Regions from separate parts of the Homo sapiens genome. Here region 1 is linked to region 2. The links are chromatin loops, found by intact Hi-C in ENCODE. Cell type or tissue: OCI-LY7. All regions are shown on one strand. Each heading gives the region's core, and the rest is flanking DNA. Links, peaks and the distances in the headings are about the cores only. Region 1 overlaps CDK14 (cyclin dependent kinase 14). Region 2 overlaps CDK14 (cyclin dependent kinase 14).

Region 1 (8,341 bases), core at 239-8,238, 130 kb before region 2:
TCCAGATTGTGCCTGACACACTCTGGTTCTTCTGAGAGAAAGACGTCTTTTTGTTTCAAAAGTCTTTCTAGCAGCTTCTGCTTTCTCCAATCTGTGCCACTTGTTCCTAACACCCTTCCTTTCTGCCTTTATTTTCCTAGGCTGCAGTACCAGATCACTTTCTGGTGCACATTCTCACTGCCTTCTTTCACACCAATCACTAATAAGAGAATATTTCCCACTTTAAGCTGTCTTATTTCAAACTCTTCAAAGTTTTCACATGAGTCTGACACAGCACTTTGTACTTGTGGGGATCGTTTGACAGGAACAAAGAAAGTGAAATTAGATGCCTAATGTTACTGCCAAAATGTCAAATGATGGCTTCATAGGATCAAAATAGCATCTTGTAAGAAAATATATAAAATAAGGTATTAAATTTGCCTAGTACATAACAAACTAACCTGTGTCATCGTTTTGAGTATAATAAATCCAAAGATACAATTAGCTATTAAAGTACTTTTCTCATTTTTCAAAATATTTCTAACTAAACTTGCAGGGGCTGTTATTGCTCTGTTGCTTTGTTATATGCTTGTTGCTAAGGGCACTCCAAGGTGTTATGATTATTTTTTAAAAAAATACATAGGATTTGAATTCTAGGCTTTGTCTCTGCTAGCTTGTGATCTTGCTCAGCTGCTTCCTCATCTTCAGTGTAAGGATGGTACCTGTATTAAAGGCTGCATGAGGACATGCGAAACACCTACCGCAGTGCCCAACACAGAGTGGGCACTCCATGAAAATTAGTTTCCTCTTTTCCATAAGCAAGTGTCTGGAACTACTAAGAATATAAGAAGTACCCTCAAGTAACCACAGTCACTAGAATCTTCCCAGCTCCTTTTGTTCCACTGGGAAAGCTGACACCTGTGTGTGTGTGTGTGTGTGTGTGTGTGTGTGTACATATATATATATGATGAAAATATCATTATTATCAGAAACTTCATAAGGAAGTGCTGCTGTAGGTAAGTGCTGCTTCGTAAGCAACTGCTCTGTTATGGGCAACTAACAAAAAAGGAGGCAATTAAGCAACATGTTTAGTTACCACCCCAAATTTAACAATATTGTATATTACTTTTATTTTTAAATAATAGACTTTATTTTTAGAGCAGTTTTATGTTTACAAAAAAAAAGTAAGCAGAAAGTTCAGAGGGTTCCCATATAGTCCCTCCTCTCCCACTTCCCAGGTTCCCCTAGTATTAACATAGGAGGCTATATTTTTTACAGCTGATGAGCTAAAATTGATCACTTTTTTATTCACTGAGGTCCACAGTTCATGTTCACTGTTTGTTTTCTATATTGTATGGGTTTGGACAAATGAATTATTTCCACCATTACAATAAGACATAGAATAGTTGCAATGTTCTAAAAGTTCCCTGTAACTTTTATTTTTCAAATAGGAAAACTTTTTTTTACCCTGATTATGAAAGTAAAACTTATTTGCCTCAAAAAATGTTTAACAATTTCTAAAGGTATAAAGCAAAAAAACACAAAAATCCATCAAATTCTAGCTATAGAAAACCAGTTTGATACCTTCCCTCCCATTTCTTTTTCTATTCATATGCCACCATATATGTACCTGTATGTGCATATGAGTGTGTACTCTCTTGTATTTTTCCTTCATTCACTTGCACTTTAAACAGACACAATGTCAATGAAAAAGTTAAAGAAAATCCCTCAGAATTTCTACTAATGCAATATTGGCTAAACCTCTCAATGGAGAACAGCTGTAGCCCTTTGGTATAAGAGAAACTATGGTAAGCAGTCTGTATCACCTTCTATTGTAAAGGTAAAACATACTGATTGTGGAATGGGAATGCATCAAAGTGGAAGTGAATAAAACAGGAAAAAGGATAAAGAGAAAGGTATCTTGGACTATTACTCAGAATTCCTACATCTCTTCCAGAACTACCATATTGTCCTATCTTGGACTGAGGCCACAAGCTTCCCTTATGTATCCAATTCTCCAACCACCAGTCCTACCCTAGCAAAGGAAGGGATGGGAAAGATCACAGTTAAAAGACAAAGAATTATTTTAACTCTTGTTCTCCCTGCTTACCTAAATCTTAATACATCAAATGGGAACTTATAGTTAATTAGAGAAGAATGTCCTGTTCTGGTTATTCTTTTGGATATATTTTTGGCAAATCACTATGGCTTTAAAGAAAACTAAAAGCCTTCTTATATAGTTCTTTTTAAGGATCATGAACTTTCCAAACTTTATGGATCAAATAACAAGTAAGACTTGAGCTCCACTCAGTCCTTGGTTCTGGAAAATCACTCTGCCAATCTCTCCAACACAGAAAACTGCACACACCGCAGTCTTTTTCACTCCTTTAAAATTAAACAGGGCTTTGAAACAAAGATAGGCAGTTGCCAGGCTAGAAAAGACAGGAGTAGAGAACATCTTAGCTTGAAAGTCCGACAGCTTCTGGTGACAGTGACAAGGTAATAGGACAGTCCTCTTAGAAGGAAAATAGATGTAGCCTGTCATCTGAAGCAAGTAATTTCCAGTCTCTTATCCCATCATCCCAAAGTTTAAATGATAGTCAGCTTAACTCACATCCTTCATTCTTTTTACATCCTTCTAGATGTCTACACAGTAGGCATGCAGTATATGTTGGCTGCATTGAAGTAAACATCCCAGCAAGCAAACCCGTCTGTCAGTACAGGATGGAGGCATGAGGCAACAACATAATACAAGAAACAATTTCAAAAAGGAAAAAAAACTTCACTATGCACACAAGCACTTGGAACACATTCCACTTTGATTCTGAATGAAAAAAATGCATAAAACCCTACTATCTGTAATAAATGATATTTCATTAAAACCAATAGTTTATACTAGAGAAAGGGAAACTAGGCATAGCATCCTATGATACCATTTGGAAGAAGTGTGAAAAATAACCAGAAAATAAAATTATTTGTTTCTTACATGTAATATGTTGTTTTCACAAGACTCCTGAGGCACAAATTTGCCATTTGTTTTTAAATCTTGAGAGACACATTGCAGCAAGTAGAGATCATTAAAGCCCTGTATGCTAAGGAAAAGAACAGATGGGGTGGGAGGAAGTGAGCAAATGGGCTTCCCTGTATACAACCTTCGTCACTAGAAAGCTATCTTGCTGTGGATTTCACCACACTGAAACAGCAAAACTGTTCATTATGGCTAATGACTTACTTGAACAGAGGCAAGGGGCATTAGCAGAGTACAAAAAGGCACACAGCTAGAACCCTGGAGGCCAAGCCATAGTCTCAATTCTACACTATTAACTATGAATCCCTAGGCAGGTCAATCAACCACTGAGACTTGATTCATTTCCTCACCTCTTAAATGAATGCCTGGAACAAGATCTCTGCATTTCTTTCACCCAAATTTTCTACAAAACTTTCTTGCTCAACTATCAGGGGAACCACCCCCAATATTTCAACATAGGTTCTTTCCTATTTTCCCTAAGTGTCAGCCGGTCTGAGAAATAAAGAGAAAGAATACAAAGAGAGAAATTTTACATCGGGGCCTCCGGGGGTGCCATCACATATTGGTAGGACCGTGATGGCGACCCCTAGCTGCAAAACCAGCAAGTTTTTATTAGGGATTTCAAAAGGGGAGGGGGTATATGAATAGTGAGTGGGTCACAGAGATCACATGTTTCAAAGGGCAATAAAAGATCCCAAGGCAAAGGGCAGAGCAAGACCACAAGGCAAGGGCGAAATTAGAATTACTGATGAGGGTCCATGTTCCGCTGGGCACGCATTGTCTTGATAAACATCTTAACAGGAAACAGGGTTCAAGAGCAGACAATCAGTCTGACTAGAATCTACCAGGCTGGAATTTCCCAATCCTAGTAAGCCTGAGGGCACTGCAGGAGACCAGGGTGTATTTCATCCCTTATCTCAACTGCATAAGACAGACACTCCCAGAGCGGCTATCTATAGACCTACCCCTGGGAATGCATTCCTTTCCCAGGGTATTAATTATTAATATTCCTTGCTGGGAAAATAATTCAGCAATATTTCTCCTACTCACACATCTATTTATAGGCTCCCTGCAAGAAGAAAAATATGGCTCTATTCTGCCTGACCCCGCAGGCAGTCAGACCTTATGGTTATCTTTCCTTGTTCCCTGAAAATCACTGTTACTCTGTTCTTTTTCAGGGTGCACTGATTTCATATTGTTCAAACACTCATGTTTTACAATTTGTACAGTTAACGCAATCATCGCAGGGTCCTGAGGTGACATACATCCTCAGCCTATGAAGATGACAGGATTAAGAGATTAAAGACAGGCATAGGAAATTATAAAAGTATTAATTTTGGGAACTAATAAATGTCCATGAAATCTTCACAATTTATGTTCAGAGATTGCAGTAAAACAGGCATAAGAAATTATAAAAGTATTAATTTTGGGAACTAATAAATGTTCATGAAATCTTCACAATTTATGTTCTTCTGCCGCAGCTTCAGCCGGTCCCTCCATTTGGGGTCCCTGACTTCCTGCAACACTCGACCACCGTCATACCCGTTGCAGCAGAGGGAACTTTGGTGAGTGTGTGTTTTGTAATTTGTATTATGGAAACAACAGGCATCCTACATATGTTTTTCCAAACAACACATCCTTTCCCCTCCTCACCACAATCCTGATCTGCAACCCACCCTAGCCTTGAAAATCACTACTCTAGATGTTTAATATGTCTTCTAACACTAATGTTGTAAGAATCTCTAAGGTTCATCCTACAAAACCCAGGCATACCCTCACACCAGAGATGGTGCCCATATGCCCCTCTGAATCTGTCTGCCCACCTTCCCCTGACCAGGTCAAGTCAGAGTCAAGAAGGCAGAATCCAGTAGTAAAAAAAGCAAAGAAGAACAGGCTCTGCTGGGCTTCTAAGTCCATCTCTGATACTCTGGCCAGGCTTCTCTAGGCCCAACATGTCTTTCTCCCCACAGAGATAATACATCCAGCCTTTGATTATAAAAGCAGAGGGCAGTGACAGTTTGGCCCATCTCTTTCTGTGTAATCTGGAATGACTCTGAAATCATGTTCTAATACACTAAGCTTATCATTCTGCTGTCTAGAATTTTATTTCACTTAGAAATATTATTTAATTAGCCGGGTGTGGTGGTGGGCACCTGCAGTCCCAGCTACTCGGGAGGCTGAGGCAGGATAACTGCTTGAACCCAGGAGGTGGAGGTTGCAGTGAGCCGAGATTGTACCACTGCATTCCAGCCTGGGTGATAGAGCGAGACTCCATCTCAAAAAAAAAAAAAAGAAAAAAGAAAGAAAGAAATATTATTTAAAATATTTTGCAGAAGTGTAGCAAGCCTAATAACAAACTCTCCATAGCAAAGATTCTTTCTCTTATACAACCTTTGCATGTGATCACAATGCCCAGGAATAATCATTGCCATACGGTCCAAAGGCCTGAGGGAAAATGGCCAGCTATCCCATTAAACTCTAAAACTAACTCCTACTCTGGAGCAAGTGCCAGCTGTCCCAGAAACCCTTTATTTGCATGCTTTTATGATTTTGTATTTTCCTGAGAAGGAGACTGGCTGCTTAACTTGTATTTCAAAAGAATCTGTGATGCAAATGAGGTGAACATTCTACTTGCTGCTCAGCAGGTACAGAAACAATATACAGTTACATGCTGCATAATGACATTTTGGTCAATGATGTACTGTACATATGACGATGGTCACATAAGATTATGATAGAGCTTAAAAATGTCTAGCCCCTACTAATGTCATGGTCATGATAACATTGTAGGTCAATGCATTACTCCTGTGTTTGTGTGATGCTGGTGCAAACAAACCTACTGCATTGGCAGTTGTATAAAAGGGTTGCATAGACAATTATGTACAGAACAATAATACTTGATAATGATAATAAATGACTATGTTACTGGTTTATGTATACCATTTTTATCATTATGTTAGTGTATGCCTTTACTCCTTTTACTTGTTAAAAAAAAATCACTGTAAAACAGCCTTAGGCAGGTTCTTCGGGAGGTATTCTAGAAGAAGGCCTTGTTATAATAGGAGATGACAGCTCCAAGCATGTTATTGCTCCTGAAGTCCTTTCAGTGGGACAAGACATCGAGGTGGAAGATAGAGATATTGATAATCCTGACCCCATGAATCCAAGGCTACTGTGTGTGTTTGTGTATTGGTTTTTAAGAAAGACATTTAAAAAGTAAAAAAGAAAAAAATTGAAATATTAAAAATAGCTTATAGAATAAGGATATAAAGAAAAAAGATATTTTTTGTACATCTAGGCAATGTGTCTGCATCTTAACTTCAGGGTTATTATAAAAGAGTCTAAAAGTGTTTCTAATTACAAAGTTTATAAAGTAAAAAAATTAATGGTAAGCTAAGGTTATTATTGAAGAAAAAGTTTTTAAAATAAATTTAGTGTAGCCTAATTATACAGTATTTATAAAGTCTACAGTAGTATAGTAGGCCTTCATATTCACTCATTACTCACTCATTGACTCACCAATGAAACTTCTAGTCCTGCAAGCTCCATTCATGGTAAGTGCTCTATATAGGTGTACCATTTTTATCTCTTATACTGTATTTTCACTGCACCTTTTCTACATTTAGATATACAAATACTTACCATTGTGTTACAATTACCTACAGTATTCAATAGGAAAACATGCTGTAGAGGTTTGTAACCGAGGAGCAATGGGCTATATACCATATAGCCTAGGTATGTACAAAGCTGCACCATCTATATTTTTATATTAGCACTCTATGATGTTTGCACAAAGATGGAATCACCTAACGGTACATTTATCAGAATGCACTCTGTTATTAAGTGATGCAGGACTTAATATATACCCACAAACTGTACTGTACTAGTACTGTACACTGGACTACTATATGTGACTTGGAAGGAAGTGAGAGAGGAGCAGGAGGAGGAGGTGAGGGAGGCAAGAAGTAATAGAAGTAATTGCAGAATGACAGGATCATGTCACATTTACCTAGCACTTCATTGTCAACAACACACTTTGATTTTCACTATCATTGTCTTGCACAGAGACTTACATGTATTAAGCGCATTTGTATTCATAGCCTGGCATCCACTGCTCCTACAAAGGGCAAACTCAACCATCTCTCCTTCCCCTTCCTTCCAGCAATTATCTGTTCTCTCTGGCTAGTCTTCCTCTCTTTCTGCTAGGACATTACCTTTAAACATACCCTAGAGCACCATCTTATAAAATTCTCCCTTGACTTCAAGTTCTCCACTCCCCACCTGCCACACTTACCCACGCTTAACAATCATTTCTCAGTTACTCTTTCTTAAGATCCCAATCCTTACAAATTCCTCTATCACCTCCCACTTTATCCATAACCTACTCTAATCTGGCATCCATGTCTTTCATTCTTTCTAGTCAGTTTCTGTCTCGCAAAAACCTCTGACAGATTATTTTCTCCTTTTTCAATGCCTTTATCTTCTTGTTTACTTTGTCCTCCTTTGCTCCTTGTCAGTCACCGTCACTCCTGCTGCCTCATCCTCCTAACATCTAAACCCTGGGCTGTGACTTGAGCCCTCTTTTCTGTCTACATTCACTGAATGGATAATCTCATCTATTTCTGTGGTTTTAAAGACCATCTGTTCACTGATAAATCTCTAGCTTTTCCCTCTAGCCTGAGTGTATCCTTGAGCACCAGCCTTATACATCAGCTGCCAACTAGACATCATGAATTGCATGGCTGATAGCCATTTCAAAGAATCCTTGATTTCCCCCAGATCTGCCCCAAACCTGTTATTCCCATAAAATAATACATTCCAGTAAATGCTAAACAAATAAAACCCAGAATTTGGCCTTGATTCCTATTTCCTCTTATCCCCTGGATCAATCCAGCAGAAAGTCCCATTAGCAGTACCATCAAAAAATGTCCAGTCTCCATTTACTTTTCCCCATCTCCAGGTTATAAACTTAGTTTAAACTACCAACACCTTTCTTCCCAGTCTACTAAAAACCCAAATGCAAAGTACTCTTTTAAAACTTATGCTGCAAACGAACAAAACCTCCAATTTCTTCCCAATTACTCCAGTGGCTTCCCATTACAGTCCTAATAAAATCTCATCTTTCATACACAAGGCCCTACTTTATCTGATCACTCCCCTCTCAGTCTCCACACATCAGCTTCCAGCCTTACTTGCTTTTCACTTGTCTTCAAGGAAGTCAATCTATATGTCTGACATACTCCCATTGTTTTAACAAAACAAATGTATTTGATAATCATGGCTTTGTTCTCTAATAATACCTACTACCACTGTTGATTAATATATCTTTCAAAG
Region 2 (8,341 bases), core at 321-8,320:
AAGAAAAAATACATATGACTCAATTTAATCTACTATGAGGTACCTAGAATGCCAAACTCACAGACACAGAAAGTAGAATAAGATTACCAGGGGCAGGGGGAAGGGGAATGGGGAGTTACTATTTAATGAGAGCAGGGTAGGGTTTCTGTTTGGGTTGATGAAAAAGTTCTGGAAATGGATAGTGGTGATGGTTGAAAACACTGTGAATATATCTAATGCCACTGAATTATAAACTTAAAAATGGTAATAATGGCAAGATTTGTGTTATATATATTTCACCACAATAAAAAATATCAAAGCATACAATATCTCCTTCATAACTACCAAAATGAAAAAAAAAAACTTGCCACATATTTTCTCTTTGAAATATTTTTAAAAGTAGACTGTAGCTGCGTGCAGTGGCTAATGCCTGTAATCCCAGTACTTTGGAAGGCCAAAGCAGGAGGGTCACATGAGTCCAGGAGCTCAAGACAAACCTGGCCAACATAGTGAGACCCTCGGCTCAATTGAAAAAAAAAAAAAAAAACATAGTAGACTATAAGTTCCATAAGAACCAGGACTAGATCTGTTTTACTCACCACTATTACACAACAGACTCCAAAAATGTTTAACCAAAAAATGCTTTTTTAAAAGGAGAGGATTAAAAAGCACCAAACTGACTATCCATGAGAAAGTATAATGGGGCGTATTCCAGGGGAAAATACTAACACAACTATATCTAAGCTTCTTCAGGAAAATGTACTGTTTCATCCATACTTCCTTTACAGCAGGTCTTACAATGTTTTACACATAGTGGGTGGCTAATCAATATTTGCAGAATGAGAGAAATATCGTATGATTGTAAAATCAGTCACGTTATTGCTCTACTTTTTAAAAATTACTTTTCGCAAACTTACAATTCCTTCTGTCACAGGATGAAAAAAAAATCCTCACAACTCACACAAAGTAAAGGTAAAAATATGAATAGCTAAAACACAAGATTCTCAGAAAAAGAAACAGTAAACACAGGGCGCATCATCTTCCAAACAGAAAAAAAAAGTTTAAAAAAAAAGAGAGGTAAATTTGATCTATCTTTGGAAGAAAATCCAAATATTCACTCCCAACAATCAATGTCCAACCTCAACAGTAAATAGTTGAGTGAATACAGAAGCACTGCACCATTTAAAGAAATTTACTCATAGTGAACCACAACAGTTACCCATATTTCTCTCAATTAGCCTATCAACTAATCAGGCGATCTTTCTTAAATTTACTTATGTCACAAAATTATACAGAACTGGCTACATGCCAGTTCTGTATAATAGCCAACATGCAAGCTACTGATTTTTTTAACATTCACCATCTACATTTTACATAAAGTACTAAGTTAATTAAACTATACACAAGTGGAATATTTTTAAAGCAAAAAATCAAATGCTGACATCCTTAACATTCAGCACCTATATAATAATAGGTGGATCCATATAAAGTCACTAGGACTAAGTAATGTTATTAATCTCACTTTGAACACTATTAAAACATGTCCTTCAAGTTCAAACCCCCGCCACATCAAATATGTCAACTGTGTGACAATTAACAAAGGAAACAAAAATTCAGTCTCTGAAGACGTCAAGGTTTACATTCCTATCTCTCAATTTTATCTGCTTTACAAGCAGGTAAGCCTCATTGGAGTAGGCTGTCTGCTACCACGGTCCTTCATGAATGCAGGGGTTCTCCATTAGCATCCAAAATGCTAATAGTCTACTATTAGAGCTGGCACTTCACGCAGAACTGCACGAAGAATTATCACTTCTGTACATAAAAGCATAACCACTACAGGTGTAATGATGCAAAATACCAGCACACTGACCTCTGCTCAGCAGTACACACTTAAAGCAGGTGTATTTCTGTGATCCAAAAAGGAAGGAAATAGGATGAGCAGGGAGGAAGCCCCAGGTCTCTAATATATTAGAGATATTTATTCTACTCAGATCCAATCCAGCTAAATTCATGGACATCAGTTTACTCAAATGGAAAAAGTAGTCTCTCGTCCTTCACTTGCTTGACTCAGAGGGCATTCAGCCAAGCACAGCCAGGCAAAAAAAAATGTAAGATCTCTTTCAGCTGTAATAAATAAAGACTAGTTTCAGAAGGAATAAGACTCAGATATGGCAAAGAAGCAGTCGTTAAACCTTTTCCCCATCTTATCACTGCTACTGGTGTTTACAAACTACAAGCAGTAGCCTCGGGAGCCTCAAAAGACTCTCCCATGAGTAACCTCCAGTCAGTCTCTAATTTAAATACCCCCTTTATCAATCTGTGATGTTTCTGGCAGTTAAATAGAAGGAAGTGAGTAAAATGACATGCATAAAATGAATCCTTTTTAAGTTGTAAATGAGTGAGTCAGGATTCAGACTTGCCGAGATGCTCCAAATTAAAACCCCTCCTGTAATTTTAAGCATGCTCTGTCTTACCGTTTTGCTGTTGTCTCCCTCAGGCTTGATTCACCTGGAACTCTTTAACATGTCTCTAGCAATGTGTTTGCACCAGGCCAGGCTCATACAGCAACTGAATTCACATCTTTCTGCACTAGCAAGCTGAAATGGTACGGCCGTACTACAACCAAGAGAGGGGGATGCATAAGCAAGCAAAAAAAAAAAAGCCCAGAAATCCCCTAAGAGAAGCTAATCTCAGTGGAATAAGACCAAAAACTGTTGAGAAGAACTCAAAGGACATGCTAACATTCAGTATCAATAGCTTTAACAGCTCAATTATTTTCTCCAAAAAATCTAATTTTTTTTTCCAAACACGATGGACTTGCCTGTGGAGTTCCCACGAAGGCAGAGTAACCGGGCTCTGCAGCAGCATTGCAGCCAAAGTAACCGTGCATATGCTGTCAAGGCAATTCACAACACACTGTCTTTTCAGAAAGATATTGATTTGCAATGCAGGGCTGCTTCAGAAGAATACAGAATGGGAGCCAAACAGCTAATGGTGATTGCATAGGAGGAAAAACATTTAATCAAGGGGATGCACCTCATCATGCTCAATTCAATTTTTTAAGAGCACTGGAGAAAGCCAGTAAGTGTCCTGAGTGACAACCCCATTAAATAATAATCTGGGATCCTATAGAAGGCCAAGTTTCAGCCACCATCATGCATGCTGCAAAAGCTGCTAAAATGGTGTCTACGTGTATATATTTGTCATATGCAAATGGAGTATGATGAGAAGTCTAAAATAACCACGCACCAAATATGTGGTTAAAAAAAAAAAGCACAGGTGCAGCATATGCAGCATACACAGAACCAAAGTAAAAGAATGCATAGTTATGAGCTTGCAGAATTTTTGGTGGACTTAGAGCTCATACCATTCTGAAAAATAAAATACCAAAACAAGCCAGATCTCACAACCCTTAGGCAAATTGTGCCAAGTCATGCCACAAGGTGCTAGGCGGCAAAGGAAGGATGCCAGACTGCTACTCTCATAGCGACCCCTACAGGAGAGTGGTTGATCCACTCTTTTTTAAAGGAGTTCCTGTCCTCGGTACACAGAATCACAAAAGGACATAAATTAGATTAAGATACAACAATACAACTGAGAAATACCTTAGGCAAGAAATAAAAAAGGCATGAAATCTAACCTTGTAAATATTCACGTATTTTAAAAATTACAAGAGGCGGTAACTACTGTGTCAATGATAAGTGGTCGATATTCCCAAAGCTCCCCAAACTAGGGTATACAATGATGATGAGAAACCTCAGGCAAAGTGTTTTCCCTTCACATCCTAATTGGTTTAAATGAATCATCTCTTCTTTCTCCCACTTGCAAACTATCTTCACCTTCATCATTTTGAATGACACTGTGAAGATAATTCAACTTTGTTTTCTTACAACACAAAAGCTCATGTAAAATCTTTTTAAAAAGTTATTGTTCAAATACAAATATTACATACTTTCATCTTCAACAAAGTCAAAAGAGAAAGCTATCTCCTTAATATCTGAAAACTATTGAATTATATGAGCATCATTTTTGCAGAATAGACTTCAACAGGTCTTTCAAGAACCTGACTTTTTTGTGATTGGTTATCCCTCCAGCCCACAAAGACACCTTTTCCAGAACCAACAGCACTTCTTATTTGAGTCATTCAAGATTTAATCATACACCACCTCATAAAACTCTCTTGTACTGTTGGCATTTTCCCCATTTTAAGGCCCTTGATAAATCACGCCAATTGCATTTTTCAAAATTTACTTAAATACCACATAATACAATGCTAGGCATCTAGCAAATATTAAATTAACATTTAAAAAATTAATGAATTTCCCAACTCCAAATTTTAGGGCTAAAGGTTCTTCTTAGGCAATCCCCTTTCCCCTAACATTCGTACAATGTTTGTGTTCACTAAGATATCTTGTATAAAAACCAACAAACACAGTAACATTTCTCCTTTAATCTTTCATCTATTCATTCAGCAAACGTGCTAATGTGCCTAGCAATGTGAAGAGCCATGTGCTCTGCATTCAATGAATGCCTTAAGTGATTAGAAATAAAGCAAGTGATTATAATACACTGAAATGAGTATTTTGAGAGTGCTCTATTCAGTATAAATAATATTCCTTAGGTGGCTCAAAAAAAGACTTCACAGAGGAGGTAACGTAAAGCTGAAGCTTCCAGTACTACCCAGGAGAAGAAGGACATTTGGGGAATAGCATGAAGCCTGAAACTGGAAGCTGTATGAGGAAATAACCAAGCCATACTCACAGTGGTCACCACTGCGAAGGCTCAGAAGAAAGGTGGCTCAATGCCAGGGCAGAAAGGGCCCTGTAAGCCATGCTAAAAAGTTGGGAATTTTATCCTATATGAAGTTGCCATTTTATCCAATAGAAAAGCCCTACAGGACTAGAGGCAGAAGAGTGGCTGGATGAGATTTTTCATCTTACGACAGGGTAATGGTGTAGAAATGGATTGGAGAGGTGAAGGAAGGGAAGTGGGGAGGCCACTTGGGAAGCTAAGCTAGTGTTTCAGACAAGGCCCTGAACTAAAGCCATGAAAATGTGGGTGGAAAAACAACAGAGGTAAGAGGCATTCACCATGGGTTACCTGCTGAGTGACTGGACATGAAGTCTATGGAAAGGGAAAATCTATACTGAATTCTCTAGTATAACTAGGTAAAAGGCTGGTTCATAAAGTAAACCAGTGAACACAGGAAGAATACAAGCTTGAGGAAAAGAGGAAACTATTATAAACTCAATTTTTTACACATTGAGTTTTAGGTATCTCTGAACATCCAAGTGGACATGTTGCACAAGCAGCTGTCTAAGGGTCTGGAGCTCAGATGATAGATCAAAAGTTTGCTTATATGCCTAGGTCAGGGTTTCCTAGAAACAGAGCTGGGCCCAGATCTTACAATTTATTGGGGGCAGTGCCCTCAGTGAAAAGAAATGGGGAGGCAGGACAGGGAGGGGAAAAGCCAAGGAAGAATGTGGCCTCAGACAAAAACTACACCCAGCATTAGTCTCCCCTGAAGCAAGAGGGCCAGGCTTTTGTATCCCTGGGCTGATCAGTCACTGACTGAGACCTGGACGGGAAGGACTTCTGTTCACCCTAGGCACCCACTGACCAAGTGGATCTGAGCACAACACTCATCCAACTATGGTTCAGTCACAATGGACAATTTTTCTTTTCCTCAAAGCTGGTTTCTCAGGAATGTTTCTGTTTGCTGTTCTCTCTGCCTAGAATGTTCTTCCCAGATAACCCCTTGGCTGACTTGTTCCCATTACTCAGTTGGACCTCAGGTATTGCCTCTTCAGAGTCCTTCTCTGGCTTTCCTCTGCTGTTGCTCCTCCCTCCCCTATCACATTACACTGTTTTTGTTCATTAATTTACTTTGTTTGTCTTCCTTCCCCACTAGAATGTAAACTGCTTAAGAGCATGGACTTCTCGTTTGTTCTCCTGTGTTTCCCCAGCCCCTAGGACAGCACTCAGTACTTGCTGAATAAATAAACAGTAAGAAGAGTTGCTGATGACAGAAGTTCAAACAAATTCTGTGGACATATGTAGAGTGGAAATGGATGGGTAGCTTGAGGAATGGGTAGGGGAAAATAATAGTCTCAACAAGCATGTAGACACCAAGTCTGACTATAAAGCAGAAGTAAAGAGAGCAGGGAGAGCGCAAAGCTGCAGGAAATTAATCATTATGTCATACAGGATTCACAATCTATGGTGTTAAGAATATCTTTATTAGAGGCCATTGAGATGTCTGAAACTATGCCATAAAAGAACAACAGTAGAGGTTAAAATAAAAATTATAGCTTCAAAGAGAAGAGACAAAAAGGCTTGTAAAAACAATCTCAGTGGACAGAGAGAAAAACAAGACTAACATCTACTAGGTCATTTTTGTGAGTAAACAAAAATCGATCCTTTGAAATGCCTGTCTTTATATGAGACTTTTTTAAATTCTAAAAAGTAGTATGCACTTCCCTGACTTTTAAAAGAGATTATAATAAACACAATCTAATCTTCAACTGATGATGGGGCCAATTATAAACATCAGCAGCAGCCCTCGGGGTTTAACAGTAGGTATACAGGGCCAACTGGCTCCTAATCTCAATAATCTGACATCTAAGTGTTCTTCTGCTTCATTTTTATGATTCATTCTCTTTTTAGCATCAAAATCGACTTATTATGGCCCTATATGTGCCTCTTCCTTCTAATATCACCACACTCTCCTCAGTCTTCTTGCTACAGGCTTCCTCAGCCATCCCCGTATTGGGCAACTAGATAATCAGGCTTATTAGAAGAGGGTGTGAATGGCTCGAGTCAACAGGTGGGTTCAAAGCAGAACCATGAACTTTCTCCTGAGTGGAAAACATGTAGGCCTTACTCCACAGGCTCTGCAGTACTCAGAAACCCTTGTTTCATGTCAGCCTTCGTGGAGCTATCTCAGACACAAGAGGCTGCCAGATGACTGATCTTCACATAAATAGGGTCTGAAGGACAGGTGGGGCCAAACAATTTTTTAAAACCTGGAAAAAAGAACTGAAGAAAGGGATAGAGAATTACTTTTTTTCTATCTTTATCTTTTTTTTTCCTTTTCTACCAAAAGCCTGTGAAGGGAAAACACTTTTTTTTAACAGAACAAGGAAAAAGAAACACTAAGAAAATTTTAAATATGAGGGAAGAAAAGAGTACTTTATATATACGAATCTAACTATAATAATCAGCTACTTTATGAATTAGCTTCATTAAAACTTTTAAGTCTAAAAGAAAGGAAAAAATTATAAATTTATTTTCAAAAGTAATAAAGAAAACAGAAATTTTCCAAAAATAAGTTGCTTTTCAAATGATTATAATTCCATATAACCCTAGCAAATACTTTCTCTTTTAAAATAGATTATATTTAGTAATATATTAGTAATCTATTTTATGTTGTAAATTTTTATGGTAAAATTTCATGTTATTGATTTTTAAATGTTCATTTTGTTTTAGTAAGCCTAAACCCCAACCTTTTTGTGAACCCTAAAAACTTTATGACTTAATTCTCTTCTGATGTCACTCACTACTTACAATCTCATATATTTGAAGAAATGTCACTTATCTAAAATACTTTCCCAAAACACCGTGAAATTCTGGAGGAATCTGTTAAACTGAATGTTTAACAGCCATGTCTTAACCACAATACCAAACCTATCCATATGTCATGCACGACATTGCATGGCAATGTTGAGATTTTCCTCCTAATATTATACAACTTTGAGTGTTTTCTTGATTCTGTAGGGGAAAAAAGAACTAACTTTATCAATAAACATAGGTGATTCTATCACAACCCAATAAATCTGTTCCCAGCAAAACTTTACATTCTGTTAAATTACACCCTAAAAACCAAAGGACTTATGTGGAAAATGATATTGAGGAAGACCATTCAAAACCTACACATCCAGAACACTAATAAAAACAACACAATTCTAATAAACACACATACATGCCACATTTTCTTCATCTCTGCATTCCCTACATTGCTGATACAATTTTGCATACAATGGATGCTGTAACATGTCTTGGCTAAAGATAAATCCTGTGCTGATCCCTATGAACTGCAGAAAATATGTTCAGGTGAAAAAATGTTTTGTTATGAACTTCATCTAAGTTGGAAATTAAAATCCAAAGCTAGAGCTATAGCAAGGGAACTTCAGATTGTTAAGGTTGTCAAGAAGCAGCGTGTAAAGTTGACAATTATGACTCTATAACAGAAACTGGTAGATGCAGACTATCATTTTTTAAAAATCTTATTTTTGCCTGGCTTTCAAAAAAATCTGATTTCAGGGCACTGCTTTCTTTTTGAGACAGGGTCTCACTCTGTTGC

Evidence for each region. A loop is a pair of places that touch in the nucleus more often than their neighbours do. Peaks named below come from ENCODE experiments on the same cell type or tissue, not always from the same donor. Only the 100,000 strongest peaks of a DNase experiment are listed, where the experiment ranks them.
Region 1: it touches region 2 in a loop (2.0-fold over the local background); 2 of 110 quality-filtered maps call a loop at or near these places.

What each region holds. Positions count from the first base shown.
Region 1 is chr7:90,834,250-90,842,590 of GRCh38, reverse strand. The region is part of intron 5 of CDK14 (cyclin dependent kinase 14); the gene reads right to left. Among named protein-coding and RNA genes, the nearest start is that of CDK14, 240 kb to the right of the region's middle. In OCI-LY7, for the core only: a CTCF peak has its summit at 3,643; no DNase peak of the experiment used is centred there.
Region 2 is chr7:90,704,070-90,712,410 of GRCh38, reverse strand. All of the region lies in intron 2 of CDK14 (cyclin dependent kinase 14), which reads right to left. Among named protein-coding and RNA genes, the nearest start is that of CDK14, 110 kb to the right of the region's middle. RefSeq lists enhancers at 2,599-2,788, 3,239-3,358. In OCI-LY7, for the core only: CTCF peaks have their summits at 3,271 and 3,481 (motif pointing left); DNase peaks (open chromatin) are centred at 1,730, 2,560 and 3,450; H3K4me3 peaks cover 3,818 bases; H3K27ac peaks cover 3,977 bases.